Regions from separate parts of the Mus musculus genome. Here regions 2 and 3 are each linked to region 1. Evidence: chromatin contacts called from ENCODE Hi-C or POLR2A ChIA-PET data. All regions are on one chromosome and are shown on one strand. The core of a region is the stretch at or near the end of the contact, and the rest is flanking DNA. Distances in the headings are between cores, read along the strand shown. Region 1 holds the start of Ssbp4 (single stranded DNA binding protein 4). Region 2 holds the start of Rex1bd (required for excision 1-B domain containing). Region 3 holds the start of Kxd1 (KxDL motif containing 1).

What was found. A loop is a pair of places that touch in the nucleus more often than their neighbours do. ChIA-PET counts read pairs that join two places held with the same protein, here RNA polymerase II (POLR2A).
Region 2: POLR2A ChIA-PET joins it to region 1 with 57 read pairs in Patski. The contact joins the promoter of Rex1bd here to the promoter of Ssbp4 in region 1. A Hi-C loop is called at or near these places in 1 of 37 maps with a recorded cell type or tissue (T-helper 17 cell). POLR2A ChIA-PET finds 5 or more read pairs at or near these places in 4 of 5 experiments (Patski and embryonic stem cell).
Region 3: POLR2A ChIA-PET joins it to region 1 with 41 read pairs in Patski. The contact joins the promoter of Kxd1 here to the promoter of Ssbp4 in region 1. A Hi-C loop is called at or near these places in 1 of 37 maps with a recorded cell type or tissue (T-helper 17 cell). POLR2A ChIA-PET finds 5 or more read pairs at or near these places in 5 of 5 experiments (Patski and embryonic stem cell).

The regions. Positions count from the first base shown.
Region 1 is chr8:70,606,206-70,611,215 of GRCm38, reverse strand. It overlaps Ssbp4 (single stranded DNA binding protein 4), which reads left to right and starts at 2,902. Exons shown (of 18, transcript NM_001372473.1): 1 at 2,902-3,091. The coding sequence starts at 3,036.
Region 2 is chr8:70,503,903-70,508,912 of GRCm38, reverse strand. Rex1bd (required for excision 1-B domain containing) reads left to right here and starts at 2,161. Exons shown (of 5, transcript NM_025577.3): 1 at 2,161-2,251; 2 at 2,334-2,416; 3 at 2,953-3,157; 4 at 3,853-3,929; 5 at 4,404-4,618. The coding sequence starts at 2,180. The coding sequence ends at 4,476. Crlf1 (cytokine receptor-like factor 1) reads right to left here. Exons shown (of 9, transcript NM_018827.4): 9 at 4,835-5,010. It overlaps Uba52 (ubiquitin A-52 residue ribosomal protein fusion product 1), which reads left to right. Exons shown (of 4, transcript NM_019883.4): 4 at 385-650. The coding sequence ends at 581.
Region 3 is chr8:70,521,138-70,526,147 of GRCm38, reverse strand. Kxd1 (KxDL motif containing 1) reads left to right here and starts at 2,968. Exons shown (of 5, transcript NM_029366.2): 1 at 2,968-3,085.

The DNA.
Region 1 (5,010 bases), core at 1,653-4,152:
AGGGGATGCGTTTTGCAGCGACTCCCGCGGCTCGCGGTTCCCCGCGAGGTGGCCCGGGTGTCAGTCTGAAGCACCCGCTGTCAATAATAGTGACAAATGAGGTGTTTGGTGAAATCTAGAGAGGACATCAAAAGGCATGGGGACAGGGTAGAGAAGGGTGAGGAAGAGGAGGGAGGAAGAAGAGGAGGGGAAAAGATGAACGAAATAAGGGGAAGAGAAGGGTTGGAGGAGGAAGAGGAGGGGGAGGCAGCCCTGCAGTTCCGGGCCCGGCCACACGGGGGCGCGGCGGAACCGGCTCCTCTGGTGGATGGGGTTGTCATGGGACAGGATCTTCTAGGGAAGAAAGTTTAATCATTCTGTTTTTTTTTTTCTGGGGGGGGGGGTCCAGTTTGCAGAGCCTGGCCAGTTTAGGGAAACAGGCAATCTGGTCCCTACTGCACCCGAGAGAAAAGGGAGCAGGTGAGGGGTCCCCTCAAATGCCTTCCATCCTCGTTAGTCCAAGTCTGTGGCCAGATCACTGTATTTGACGCGTATACTTACTGCTGTGCTTATGCGTGGGAGCACACGTACCATTGTGCGTGTATAAGTCACAAGAGTAGTCAACAGTTTCCATCATGTGGGTGCCGGGGGCTAAACTCAAGTCATCAAGCTTGGTGGCAAGCGCCTTCACCTGCTGACATCTCGCCCAAGGGAAAAGTTTTCTGGGCTCACCATCAGCCACTCATGGTGGCTCTTGAAATAAAGCTCTCCCACTCGCGAGCTGCCGTCTCCAGCACTTTAACCGTGCGTGTGTCCCAGGGCTGGAACTGGTTTGAACGTTCACTCACTCCTTCCACTCCTGCAGTGTCAGCCCTCTCACTTCCTCTCCCTCACGTGGGCGGGCCCCCGTCTATGCCCAAACTGGGTGTGTGTGTCCTGCAAGCTCCACTCCCCGGACTTTCCTAGCTGTGTTTGGGAGCGCCTCGGTTGCCATGACGACGGCGCAGTTGCTCCCGCCCGCAGAGCCTCCCCCAAGCAGCCTTCAAGGGCTGCGGGCGCCCCCCCCCCCCCGTTCTTTCCTCCTCCCAGCGTCCGCCTCCACTCTCCTCCGGGACTCCCACCGTCCTCGCTGCCGCCGGCCCTCCCTCCCTTTGTCCGGCTCTGTCTCCTGCTTTCCCCAGCTGACTCTTTTCTCCAGGAGTCGTAGCAAAGTGTCCCCGCTGGGTCCCCAGGGCCCGGTAGACAGCAGGCGCTCAATAAATAGTTCCGGGGGTTGGGGTGGGTGAAGACACTGAATCAAAAATTTGTGGCTGAGAGAGGGGAAACCTTGCGTCCTGGGCATCTCCAGACCTTGGGGACACAATTGAGGGTGGAAGGAAACTCGGAGCTGCGTGCTGTGCCTCCCGGCTGCACTCGCAACCTCTCTGTGTCTCGCTGAGAACAGGGCCTGCAAAGAGCTGTAGTGCGCGGTGGCCCAGGCGCACCGACGGCCTTCCTGGCACCCAGCAGTCGCCAGCCCCGCGGCGGGGAGAGGAAGCTGGGGGAGGGGGTGGCGGGCCAAGCAGGAAATGGGAAAGGCCGGCGTCGGCCCAGCTGAGCCCTGGGGGAGGAGGCGGGGCGCGCCCCGGCAGCCTTTCCTGAGCGCCTGGAACCACGGCGGCTCGGCTTCCCGCCCGCCCACTAGGGTGGGGGCGGGGAGGCCCGGGCTAGGGGATCTGCCTGCACCAGGGACACCACGCGAGACTTAGCGCCGTGGTGACCTGCATGCTGTCACACTCACACAGGAAACCTGAGCTCATGACTGCGCCACCGGGTGCTGACGACCCACCTGTGCGCAATCTCCAGCAAGTCCCCACTAAACCCGTCGTGTCCAACCGGGGACACTTGCAGCGATAGCAAGCCTTAGCCTGGATGCTTCCCGACGCCCATGCGCCACGACCCCTCGTGCTCTCACGGGGCCGCGTGTTATACACGTGCGTCTGCGCTGGAGTGGGGGAAAGAAGCATGCTCTCATTCCCAGCGTGCACCCAGAGGTGGAGGCAGGAGGACCACCTGTTCAAGGAGCCTTAGTGAAGTAGAGAGCTGGAGGTCAGCCTGGGCTACAGGAGACACCGTTTTTACTCCGACTTTGAGACAGGGTCTCACTATGTATTGGCTGCTGTCCTGGAACTCGCCATATAGACCAGGCTGGCCTCGAATTCACAGAGATCCTCCTGCCTCTGTCTACCGCGTTAAGAAACACTTTCAGAAAAACAAACAAAACGTGCTTGGTCTGGGGTTCAGTCCTTACAACGCTGGCATGCATAAAAAAAAAAACAAAAAAAAAAAAACCGGGCTCTGTGCACAGCACACAGACCAGGCTAAGTGGCACACGCCTGTCGTGCAAACGCTAGGGAGGCTGAGGCAGGAGGATTAGAATTTCAGGGTTATCTGTTTTATGTGTTTGAGACAAGCCTGGCCTATATGAAACTCTCTCAAAAGGGCCCCTCACAGCCCGCAGCGCTGTATTGGCTCGCAGAGAGTGTCCTGGGAGTAGAATGTCATGGGCGCATATCCTGTGAGCCCAAGAGCCTAGTGCAGTTCCTGAGTCGAAACGGAGATATCCACAGCACCCCACCCCCACCCCCAGATCTGTACAACTGGGAGTCTTGCTCCGCAGCCGAGGTATGCTTGGAGCTCGCGGCCATCCCCCTGCCTCAGCTTCCCAATTGCACAAATAGCAACTGCTGGAGCGCGTCCCGGGCTTGAATATCTTTGGGGGGAGGTATTGAAGTCTGTACTTATTGGTGCGCAGCCTATTGGTGGGCAGTGCCGCCCCCGCGGGCTCTGCGCGTGCGCGCTCCCAGCGCGCGCGCGGGGGGGGGGCCCACCCGCGCTCCCGCCGTTGCCACTTTAAGAGCGGCGGGAGCGCGCGGTGGCGGTGGCGCGCTTCCCGGAACAGCCCGGGGAGGGCAGCGCGGCGAGAACCCACCCGCGGCCGGAGCTCCCGCGCGGACATGGCCGCGGGGATCGGGGCGCGGGCAGCGATGGCCACGCGCGCCTGACAGGTGCGGAGCATGTACGGCAAGGCGAGCAAGGGCTGCGCGCCCTCGGACGGGCAGGCGCGCGAGAAGTGAGTGCGCGGTGCGGGGCCACGCGGGACCGGGGACCATGGGGTCACGCGAGACCAGAATGGTGCGGGATTTCAGGGGGGACACAGGAGATCCCGAGGAGATCGGGGAGTGACTGGAGATCAAAATGGTGCGGGATTTCAGGGGTACACACGAGATCAAGGGGCTCATGGGGTCACGCGAGACCAGAAGGGTGTGTGATTGTGGGTGTGCGAGACCTGAGGGTCCTTTGGGGTCACAGAATACACAAAGGACAGAATATATTGAGGTACTCGAGTTCCAGGGTCTTGGTGGGGGGGTCACATGAGATAGAGGGCATGGGCATGAGCTTGAGAGCTCCAAGGGGGCTTGGGGTCTCAGAATACCTGAGGGGACAGGAAATCAATGGGTCAAACAAGAGCCAAGGGGTTGCTGGGGTCACGTGGCGGTTCATCGGGTGCAGGATCAGGGGCTCACTAGGGAGTCGGTGGTGTATGGGAGATCAGGAGTTAGGACTTGAGCGGTCACAGGATGCCCAGGGCAGGCACAGCATCTGAGGGTTGTAAGGCCTCGGGAGTTCTGGGGTCACACAAACCTGACAGGTGTGAGCTTTCGGGGTTGGCTGTGAGACCATGGCACTGGAGGACAGCTTCAGGTCTTAGGGCCGCAGAGTCCCAAGTATCCAAGCTGGAGATTTGAAACAGGACACGTGGGTTCATTGTGGCTGCAAATTTGAAGAGGTTGGGTCGGACCCTAATGCCCTGCGGGGTGTTGGGGTTTTGGAGGTTTGCGTGGAAGTTGGACTCCACTGTCGCTTGTAGGCAAAGGTGCGGATTCAAAGCCTAGAGAGGTGCAGAGCCTGACCATGGCGGTCCCGGGACACCTCCCGGAGTCCCAGGTGAGCCAGAATGGGTCTGGCTCTAGACGCCCCACATTGAAGATACAGGGTGCGCTGCCCAGGTGGACAGGCTGTGCTCTAGCTTCCAGTGAGGACACGCCTGGGCTGGCCTTCCTTTCCGAGGTGCCTGTGTGGAGAAGTAGGTGAAGCGGGAACGTTTGAAGTGTGCTGGGAGCCCAGCACTCACCTTTGAGGTGTGAGTGTGGAGGCCTGGATTGTAGCAGGGCCTGAGGGGGCAGCTTGCCTAGAGGCTGAGTTGCCCAGTGCAGCCCTGGGTAGGGGACAGATCACCTGGCACAGAGAAGTCTGGGTCACTGGGCTGCCATGCAAGGCTGGCTCCCTGAGAGCCTGCAGTTAGGACTCATTTATGGTCAGTAAACTCAGTGACCCTTCCTGGCATGGGGCTGCTGGCCATGTGGGAAGCAGGGACTGACTGATTCCCTGATACCTGGCAAGTCCCCATTCTAGGGAATGGTTCACAGACCTGTGCTAAGTTTGGGGGTGAGGGTGGGGGTGGGTGTTGATGATTGTGTGAGAGGAAGCTCACATCCAGGAAGTGGGGATCTAGTCATTCCACACAGCACGCAGGAACCTCAAGGTAGGCTGTTAGGGAAAAGTGAAGTGGGGGTGGGGTGGGCCATAGGCTCCGTATGTGCAAAGGCCCTGTGGTAGGAGCAGGCAGGGCCACCGATTGGCAGAAGTCCTGAGGCTGAGTGTGGGCTGCAAGGAGGCTTATGTTTTTGGAAGGGCATACATGAGGCTTAGCCCAGCTCCTTGTCTGAGGAACAGTGTACCTGGGTGGCACAACAGAACTGGAAGGAGGCTAATCACCTGGAACAGCTGAGGCCAAAGTCAGGGACCTGGGACGGACTGGAGGCCTGAGTGTGCACTACGAGGCCCTTCCTGGTACATTGCTGGAATGGGGTTGTCCCATCTTTCCCACGGTGTCATCCTCACAGAGAGGGTGTGGTAGGCTTACCTGTCTGGGGTCAGGGCTTCCAGCTCCAGTGTCTCAGTTACTGGCTGGCCTAATCTTGATTTTTA
Region 2 (5,010 bases), core at 912-3,411, 100 kb after region 1:
TGCATCTCTGTGTAGCACTGACTATTCTGTTGCTTCCCATGTGCTCAGATTAAAGGTGTGTGCTGTCACATCTGCTTGCCTGTTCTCTGTGTGGGTGTGAGAGCCTGAAATGTGGAGCACTGGGGGTTGGGGGTGCCGGTGTGTCCGCATCTGGATGCTTGCTGTGCTGTCTGTGGGGCTGCCTCCACTGGACATGTTTCTTGCCCTCGTTTGACTTGTGCTCTCACCAGACTTGTAAAGTTCCCAGGTGCCTACCATCTCACCACCAGTGTCTGTCTGCCTCTGTAGAGGAGCCTCTTTTAGGGTGCTACTTGGTGTCTTTGGGCAGCCCACCTCACTGTCCTGTATGAGCTCCTGCCTTCAGCTGCCTGTTCTTTTTCCCAGAGTCCACCTTGCACCTGGTGCTGCGTCTGCGCGGTGGCATCATTGAGCCATCCCTTCGTCAGCTTGCCCAGAAGTACAACTGTGACAAGATGATCTGCCGCAAGTGCTACGCACGCCTGCACCCTCGTGCAGTCAACTGCCGCAAGAAGAAGTGCGGCCATACCAACAACCTGCGCCCCAAGAAGAAGGTCAAATAAAGCTGTGGTCATACCTGGCATGTGACCCCGGGACCAAATAAAGTCCCCTTCCATCCACTGGAGCAGTAATTGGTGTCTAGAGTGACTGTTCTGTTGAGGGATCGGTGGGGAGGGGATCTCACCATGTAGCCTAGGCTGCCCTTGAACCTTGGAGGCTGGGGAGGCAGTAAAGACTGGTACTGGGCAGCAGGGTGAACCAGTGGGTTAGAACTTGCAAGCCTTGGAACCATGTAAAGGTGGAGCCCACACAGTGCTGCTGTGGGGAGGCAGGCTGTGCTTACAGATCTTGTCTTGGCTCTGATGTGTGGGGCCACAATTTAGGGTCTCTGGGGGAGCAGTTCACCTGACTCAGTACTCTGTACGCCAGTTAAGTTGCTGGACAACCTGATAGAGTTCACCATCAGGCATGGCACCAGGGACTACAGGCAACACACTTTATATGAGTTTATGAGGCCGCCTCATCTACCTTTGATTTTTGAGTATCAGGCACACTTTTGCATGAGTAGCTGGGTACTCTAGGGCGTCTAGGACCATTTCACCCATCGTGGGGAGTCTTAGACAGGCCATGTTGCTTGTAATTGACTTCAGGTATGCAGTCTGTCTTGTCATTTGGAAGGTTCCGTGGGTTCGAACCTGGTTGCCAGCAGCTTGCAAATCCCCCATGTATGTGCAACCAACATCTCCAAAGTAATTTAGGGAAGGAAGCTTTCAGAGTATATCCTACCTCCCCGGTGCTGGGAATCCCATTTCAAAGGTATAATCTGAATGGATGGTTTGTGTGCACTATGTGAGATGACATCAAAAGGTTTGTTAGGGGCTGGAGAAGTGGCTCAGTGGTTAAGAGCACTGATTGACTGCTCTTCCAGAGGTCCTGAGTTCAATTCCCAGTAACCACATGGTGGCTCAACCATCCATAATTGATCTGATGCCTCTTCTGGTGTGTCTGAAGACAGCTACAGTGTACTTACATATAATAAATACTTTTAAAAAAAAAATGCGTGATGGGCATGGTGGTGCACTTTAATCCCATCACTCTGTAGGCAGAGGCAAGCGGATTTCTGAGTTCAAGGCCAGCCTGCTCTACAAAATGAGTTCCAGGACAGCCAGGGCTATACAGAGAAACCCTGTCTGGGGGGCTGGGGGTGCATTAGGTGTCCTGCATATAGGTGTGAGTGGCTATGTGGGTAGTGTCATTGGGTTCAGTCCTGCAACAGCAACTAGTACTCAGCCACTGAAACCAAAACTGGTTCAACTACATTCGTAAGCATCACCGGTACAGAAATACTTGTGGCCTTAACTTCGATTTAGGCCCTATTCGAGCCCCGCTTGTTGCAAGGATCTGGCGGATGTACACAGCCCTGGAACTAACCATTTAGTTGCTTTAGAAACTATTTAGAGTTCCACCAGGCGGTGGTGACACACGCCTTTAATCCCAGCACTTGGGAGGCAGAGGCAGGGACAGCCAGGGCTACACAGAAAACCTGTCTCAAAAAAAAAAAAAAAAAAAAACGAATTCAAAGGCGCGCGGGCTGGTGGTGGACCTCCCGGCCGGCAGGGGGCGCAGCGGCCATTCCCTAGTGCCACTTGACTGCGCAGTCATGCTCACCGCCGCCACAGAGGTGTTGGCTGCTGCAGACGGTCCCGGGTCTGCGGAGTCCGCGTGGGCCTGGGTGAGCCCGGTTGCGGGTGGGACGGGCGCGGGGTGGCGGGATGGGCTCAGGACTCCGGCTTCATGGCCCCACACCCCCATAGAGAGACGCCCCGATCGCTACACTGGTGCAGAGGATTCAGCAGCTTCAGAATGAACGCGCACAGGCCTTCCGCCGTCTAGACCAGTGAGCGGGCTGGGCTGGAGGAGGGGGCGGGCCCTGGGAGAGCTTGCCTGAGGGGGACCTGAGGGGAGGCGGCTGGAGGCGTGGCTGGGAGGACCTAGGTTGTGGACTTGGTCGGAAGAGGTGGGGAGAGAGCCAGATCTGGTCCAGGAGATGCAGGAGTGCTGCTGCCGGGAGCAGGGCGTACTTGAAAGCGAAGTCTAGAAGGGTGGGTAAAAGGATCTGTGACACTGAAGCCTGTCTATTTGGGGGAGTTGGGTAGAGCTGAGGGTGTAGCTTTTAGTAGCAGGGTAGATAGGTGTAGAGCAGCATGTGACCGTGGGCGTGGCCTGGCGGGAGCAGCTGTGGTGTGACCCTCCACAAGATCCCTCATTTCTCTGAGTGCAGAGATGGTTAAGCACTAGCTCTGTCCTGACAGACCCAGTCTGTGGAGTTCGGGTTTGTCTCTTTCGAGTCGGGGGTATCTTCCACGTAGCTGGAGCAGGGAGCGTGGTCTGCTTGTCAGCGTGTCGATTCAGCATCCTCCCGGTCCACTGCAGAGCTCACCGTCAGTACCTGCTCAGTGGTCAGCACTATGACTTCCCGAGTTACCGGAGTGTCGTGCACGAGGTGACCCAGGCCTTCGCCGCTGCCTCGCGGGAGGTATTGGCAGTGGAAGCAGAGTTGGCAGGGCCTCGAGCGCAACCGGTGCTCGCCCGCCACGTGCGCAGCCTGCAGGAGCTAGAACAGACGCGCCTGGCCACGGTAAGACCACCACCCCTCTCCTTTTAGAGTGGGGCATGGTCCACAACCCATTCCCAGCCACCCCGACCTACTACTATTTTTGCCAAACACCTCTATGCATTTGGGCCCTCTCCCACTCTTTCCTGGCTAACTACATTTCCCTCCCAAATTTTTGCTTAATTATACCAGCCCCTCTGTAAAGCTGTCCTAAGAACTCCAGAAACCCAACGCATCGACCACTGTGGCTGTTTAAGTCCCTAACTCTGGGTTATCACCGTTGGAACCCACAAACTACTTCTTCCACAAACATCCTCAGACACTTGTCATCCTTGGTCCTTGACCCAGATCCCAAGACCCCACCTACCCTAACCTTATAGCCAGTGGTAGCAGGGGAGGAGCTTGCCCACTGTAAACCATGTAGCTCTTTGGTCTGGAATTCTTAGTGCAGAATCCCAAACTCTGCAGAGTTCCATTTCCATCCTAGAATTCGAACTCCATGTCCGGCCACTGGGGTGGAGGCCACACCCACCATACCTGCCACCATTCCCTGGTTTTTCCAAACTGTGACCATATTCTGTACCTCCTTCCATAGGAGAGCCCTAAAAGCAAGTCATACGCTACCTCCCACTCAAGCTCTGCTCTCCTTAGAGTCCACTCCTGGCCCTCCTTCCCTCTGTGTGGCTTTTGTCTACTGTAACTCCCATTTCCTCCTCCAGGTGGCACTGTTGCAGGTGATGGGGACACCAGGAGTGTCAGAACAGGACCCTGAAAAGTTGCACCAGCTGAAAATAAAGTGAGCCCTGTTGGCCCCTTGGCTTGCCACCTTAGATTGGCACCTTAGATTGAGTCAGCCCAGCGCAGAGCCAGTCAGAGAGGGCAGACACTCTGATGCACTCTGGTGCTCCCAGATGCGTACTTCCTAGGATGTGCATGTATATCACATCTCTTACAGTTTCCACTGCTTTCAGGAGTTTGAATGTGACCAGTCACTTGCTCCCCTGTGAACCCCTCTAGGTCTATTGCAGGTCTCTATGCATAGATAGGCATGCACAAACATCCCCTCCCCCCACCACCATGGCCTTTCCCATGAGCCTACTGTGACCCAACGAGCCACCCGGCCTCCTGGGCATGCTCCCAGGCTGGGCTTGAGGTTTGGCAGCAAGCAGGAGGGCCCAAGGCTTGCCATAGCCCCCCTCCCCGCTAGCTGTGCAGCTCAGCTAATTCACCCCATCTGGGTTTTATTTATAGTTTCCATCCGCTCTTGTAGGGTAATTAAAACCATGGAGGCGATCGGCGAGGTTCTGCAGGAACTCAGGTTTGATGCGGAATCTGCCGAGTGAGGGCGGCTCCCCAGGGACCAGAGGAAGCCGGGAAAAGAGGCCCATGGCGTCGAGCCCAGCCCTGACCGCCAGCTGGCTGAGGTCGTGCCCTGCTGGGCTGCCCTCCAATGTGCCTCACGCAATAAAGAATTCTCCCTCTGCAGCTTTCCCATCAGCTCTGTATCTTGGGATGGGTCAGCCATCTTGGGGTGAGGGGGGATTCTCCAGGGAAACAGGGAGAGCAGGTGTAAGATTTCACACCCCCAAGGAGTTCTGGGACAGGTAGTGTTCTAGAAAACAGGATCGAAATTTATAGGTGGGGAGGGGGTATGCTACCCCTCCCCCCACCCCAACACATAGGCCCCAAACACACTGGCCATCGGGACCTGAACAACTCCTTTATTTATTTAAAGAGACTCTTGGGAGGCCCTGCAATACCCCAACCCTACCCACACTGGGGTATATCCAAGTGTGACCATCATGTGGACCAAAGCTGTGGTTGTGGGAGCTCATTGTGCCCCAGCCTCTGGTAGGTTTCTTTGTTGCCCAGATGGT
Region 3 (5,010 bases), core at 1,719-4,218, 85 kb after region 1:
TATATCTCTTAGCTATTTTCTTTTTCTTCCTCTTTTGTTTTCTTTTTTAAGATTTATTTATTTTATGTTTGTCAGTACACTGTACAGATGGTTGTGAGCCTTCATGTGGTTGTTGGGAATTGAATTTAGGACCTCTGCTTGCTCAGGTCAACCCCGCTTGCTCCAACCCAAAGATTTATTTATTATTATAAATAAGTACACTATAGCTGTCTTCAGACACACCAGAAGAGGGCATTAGATCTCATTATGGGTGGTTGTGAGCTACCATGTGGTTGCTGGGATTTGAACTCAGGACCTCTGGAAGAGCAGTCAGTGCTCCTCCCCACTGAGCCATCTCACCAGCCCTAGTTTTTGTTTTTCAAGACAGAGTTTCTTCCTGTGGCTCTGGCCACCCTGAAACTAGCTCTGTAGACCAGGCTGGTCTAGAACTCACAGAGGTCCACCTACCTCCCCGAGTACTGGGATTAAAAGCATGCGCCACTACCACCTGGCATTTTATTTTCTTTTTGAAGTAGGAAAGTCTCACTACATACATAGTCAGTCTGGCTTTGTTTTTTTGTTTGTTTGATTGATTGTTTGTTTTGGTTTGGTTTTTCAAGACAGGGTTTCTCTGTGTGGCCCTGGCTGTCCTGAAACTCACTCTGTAGATACACGAGGCTGGCCTTGAACTCAGAAATCCCCAGCCTGGCTTTGAGCTCACTCTGTAGCCCAGGTTAGCCTTATATTTGTGGTTATAGTCCTTGCTACAGCCTCAACAGCAGCTGAGCTCCCAGGTGTGTGCTAGCACTCTGGGCTGTACGGAAGCAAAGAACTGATGAAGTTTAGGAAAATGTGTTGTCCTGTGGAAAAACTTGAGCAGCTTTCACATTTGAGTTTCATCAGTCTGGTATGGGTCTTTCAGACATCTAAGGATGGAGTGTGGGCTTTGGGGCTTCTACACAGCCATACAGACAGCAGTAAGCAACCTGAATCAGTAAGCTTTCTAAACAGAAAACAGAAGACACAAGTTGCTTAGGGCTGGGTGTGGGTGGGTGGGTGGGTGGGTGGGGGGTGACAGAGAGTCAAGGACAGAGAGGAAAAGGAACTTGATGACTTGGAAGTTAAGAGCACTGGCTGCTCTTGCAGAGGACCTAGGTTCAATTCCCAGCACCCACATGGCAGCTCACAACTGTCTGTAATTCCAAGGATTCTTTTGATTTCTTTTGATCTCCATGAGCACCAGGCACATACATGGTATAAGGGCAAAATAGTCACACACATACAGTAATAAAGGGGTTACACATTTAAAAAAAAAATAGAACCAGGTTGCTAGGAAAAAATAAGTCTTCAGATCCCCCATCCCCACCTCACACCTCACGGGACAGACATATTGTGGTGCTCAAATAGAAGAACTGTCCAGATGATAGGTATGGTGCAGCAGGTCTTCATTCCCAGCCCCAGTGAAGCTGGGGCGGGAGGATAGACAGGAATTTCAAGGCCAGCTCCTGACTCATAATGTAAAAAGTAATTTGTTCTTGTATATTTTCAGTATCAGGTATACTTAGAATCCACCAAAGAAGCACAGGTAGCATGAGGTGCTAGACTCTTCCTGTCCTGAGTTGTCACTGCTGTCTGCTTCTCTTAGCACCCAGGATAGTTGTAAAGTTACAGGCACTGTACTATGTGACCCATGCCACAATCAGAGAAGGAATAGTCAGGCTCAAGCCTAGACGACTCATTTGATAAGATTTTAAATCCCTGGAATAGAATGGGGAATTTAAAGACTATGGTAAGGTATACAAAGATTGTAACTCTCTGAGTATCCAGTTATGGGAAAAAGCCTGAGGTTACTTATGATCAGGACTTTAAAAACTACTACGGGGGGCTGGTGAGATGGCTCAGTGGGTAAGAGCACCCGACTGCTCTTCCGAAGGTCCGGAGTTCAAATCCCAGCAACCACATGGTGGCTCACAACCATCCGTAATGAGATCTGACTCCCTCTTCTGGAGTGTCTGAAGACAGCTACAGTGTACTTACATATAATAAATAAATCTTAAAAAAAAAAAAAAAAACTACTACGTTAGCTGGCCATAGTAGTACATACCTTTGATCCCAGCACAGAGGAGGCAGAGAAAGACAGATCTCTGAGTTAAAGAGCAACCTGTTCAAAACACTAAAGGGCATTCCTGGACAGCCGGGACTACACAAAGAAAGGAGTAGGAGAAGAAAAAAAGAAATCAAATACTGCCTTGTTTGCAAGAAATCAGCATGCCAGCCTCTGCCTTTTTTTCTATGCTGAAATCCTTTTTTTGCAGAAGGCATATTAAAAACGGTTTCTCTTATTTGGACGTACAGAAAAAGTCCCAGAAAAACCAGAGATAAAAAGAGAAATCTTGTTTCATAAAACCAAAACTGGCCGGTCCTGGTGGCACAGGCCTTCAATCCGACCACTCAGGAGGCCGGTAGATCTCTATGAGTTCGAGTCTGGCTTGGTCTAAATAAGCAAGTCCAGAACAGGCAGAGCTCTGTTACACAGAGAAACGGTCTAGAAAAACCCAAACAAAACAAGTCAAATCCCTGCATCTCTTTCACCAGACTCTTTATTAGAGAGAGGGGATTATTTCTCACAATACCGAGTACCAGGCCAGCCTGGGCTACAGCGATACCTCAAAAATCTGAAAGTCACACATGGTGGCATACAATGGCGTACACGCCATTTCAGGATGACCAGGATTTTAAGGGTAACCTAGGCTCCATGGCGAGCTGGAATCCAGCCTGAGTACATATGACCTTGTCTTTTTGTTTACTTTTCGAGATAGGGTTTCCTTGTGTAACACTGGATTGATAAATAATACATTTAATTGCCCACTTCCGGATTGCTTAAAAGCCATGTTTGGGACACAGCGCGTGCGCGTATCTAGTGCTGCGATTGCTCATCCTTTTGGCGTTCACGTTAGGGCTTCTACAATTTGGTCCTCCCGCCTCCTCGCGGTGAGTACGCGCAGGCTCCTAGGCGCCAGGACAGGGGGCGCTCGTGGACGCTCTATGATGACGTAAGCGCTAGGGCGCCCTCCCGGAAGCGCGAGCCAGGCCGCCAGATGTGCAGGTGCCGAGGCTGGAGCCGCCGGGGCCGGGCAGGGCGGGAACTCGGGGCGTCAGGAGGCCACGGAGGGGAGGGAGGGCCCATCCTAGCTCGGGGACACAGCCTCAGTTTTCCCGGATTCGCAGCGATAGCGCGGGCCAATCTAGATGGAAACCCTAGTTGTGTGACCTGGAGCCCTGAGCGGCTTGGGGTGCGCGTGTACCTCAGTTTCCCCGCTCAAAGGGGCGGGGACCCCGTGTTTGTTTGAGTCACGCCTTATCTGGTTTGGTTCTTTTGTTGTTGTTGTTTCTCCTTCAGAGTTTGGCCGGAAGAGTTGAAGTCCGTTTAGAGGACTCGGGCCGGACGGCTCCTTGTGCTCCTACTGTGACCTTGAGGCTCAGAGCCATTCCAGTCAGCCTGACATTCCTGGGGGAGAGTTAGTGTTTCTTTAGATGATAGCTCAAATTAGCCTCCAGTTCCTGGTAATCATCCTGCCTCGGCCACCCAACTATAAAGAGAGTCATTAAAATTTTGAGATAGCAGCCCAGACTGGGGCCTCTGTCTCCTTGAAATGCATCTTCCTCAGTCTCTAAAGTACTGGGATGACAAGCGTGAGTTACCTCATCTGCTTGTGTTGAGTCTTGTTTTGGATTAGGGTCTCATTTGTTCCAGGCTAGTCTGTAACTCACAAAGCAAAAGTGACCTGAAACTTCTGCTCTTACTGTCTTCTCTAGCACTGTGCACGGGCAGGGCATTCACCACACCTGACTCTTATTTGTTTATTTCACGTATGTGCATACATAAACTGTCGCTGTCTTCAGACAAAGCAGAAGTGGGCACTGGATTCCCATTACAGATGGTTGTGAGCCACCATGTGATTGCTGGGAGTTGAACTCAGGACCTCTGGAAGAGCAGTCAGTGCTCTTGACCGTTGAGTCATCTCTCCAGCACGTATTTATTTAGACAGTCTTATGTGTCTCAATCTCGTCTCCCACTCATTATGTAGCGCAAATTAACTTTAAACTTACAACAGTCTTCTAGTCACCTGAGTGCCAGGATGGCAAACATGAGCTGTCACACCAGGCTTCTGTTTTAAAATAGGGTTTCATGCATCTTAGGGTGGCCCAAAACTCAGTATGTACAGCCCAAACTGACCTTAAGCCCTGAAGGACCCAGGGCTTCTGCATGCTTCCAGTTCAGTCCCAGACCAGGACTGATACCTGATCTAGAACAAAATCTCTGGAATTAAAATTCTGCATGAGAGATGCTAGCTGTTAACCTAGTTGTTGACTATGCCCTTTAATCACAAGTTACTTTTCTTCTACTTTTTTTTTTTTTTTTGGTTTTTGGAGACAGTTTCTCTGTGTAGCCCTGGCTGTCCTGGAACCCACTCTGTAGATCAGGCTAGCCTCGAACTCAAAAATCCACCTGCCTCTACCTCCCAAGTACTGGGATTAAAGGCTTGCGCCACCACTGCCTGGCTGTTTTTCTTCTTTCTTAAGATAATTTACAGTCTATTTTGGGAAATGGGGGCATGCACCTTCTCATGAAGGGGTTTTCTGCCAGGTGTGTTCCAGGGCTTGAACTGGAGTCCTCAGTATAGACAGCAAACATCTTTTAGGCACTGTCTTACAGGCCACCCACCTAAAATAGGGCCAGTGTGTGTTGCTCAGGTGGGCCTGGGACGCTCTATGAAGCTCTGGTTGGCCATGAAGGCTGGATCGTCCTGCATTCTCCCCTTGTACTAGGGTCTAAAACCCTGGTTTGTCCATGGTCATGCTTGATTACCGGGTGACTGGACTTGGTGTGGTTATTGGATGGAAAGAGTTGTGTCCTGCCCATAGCTAGTTTCTTTTTTCTTTCATCTTTTTTTTTTTTTTAAAGAAAGCATTTAATTGGGGTTGGCTTGCATTTCGGAGGTTTAGTCCTTTTTTTTTTTTTTTTAATGT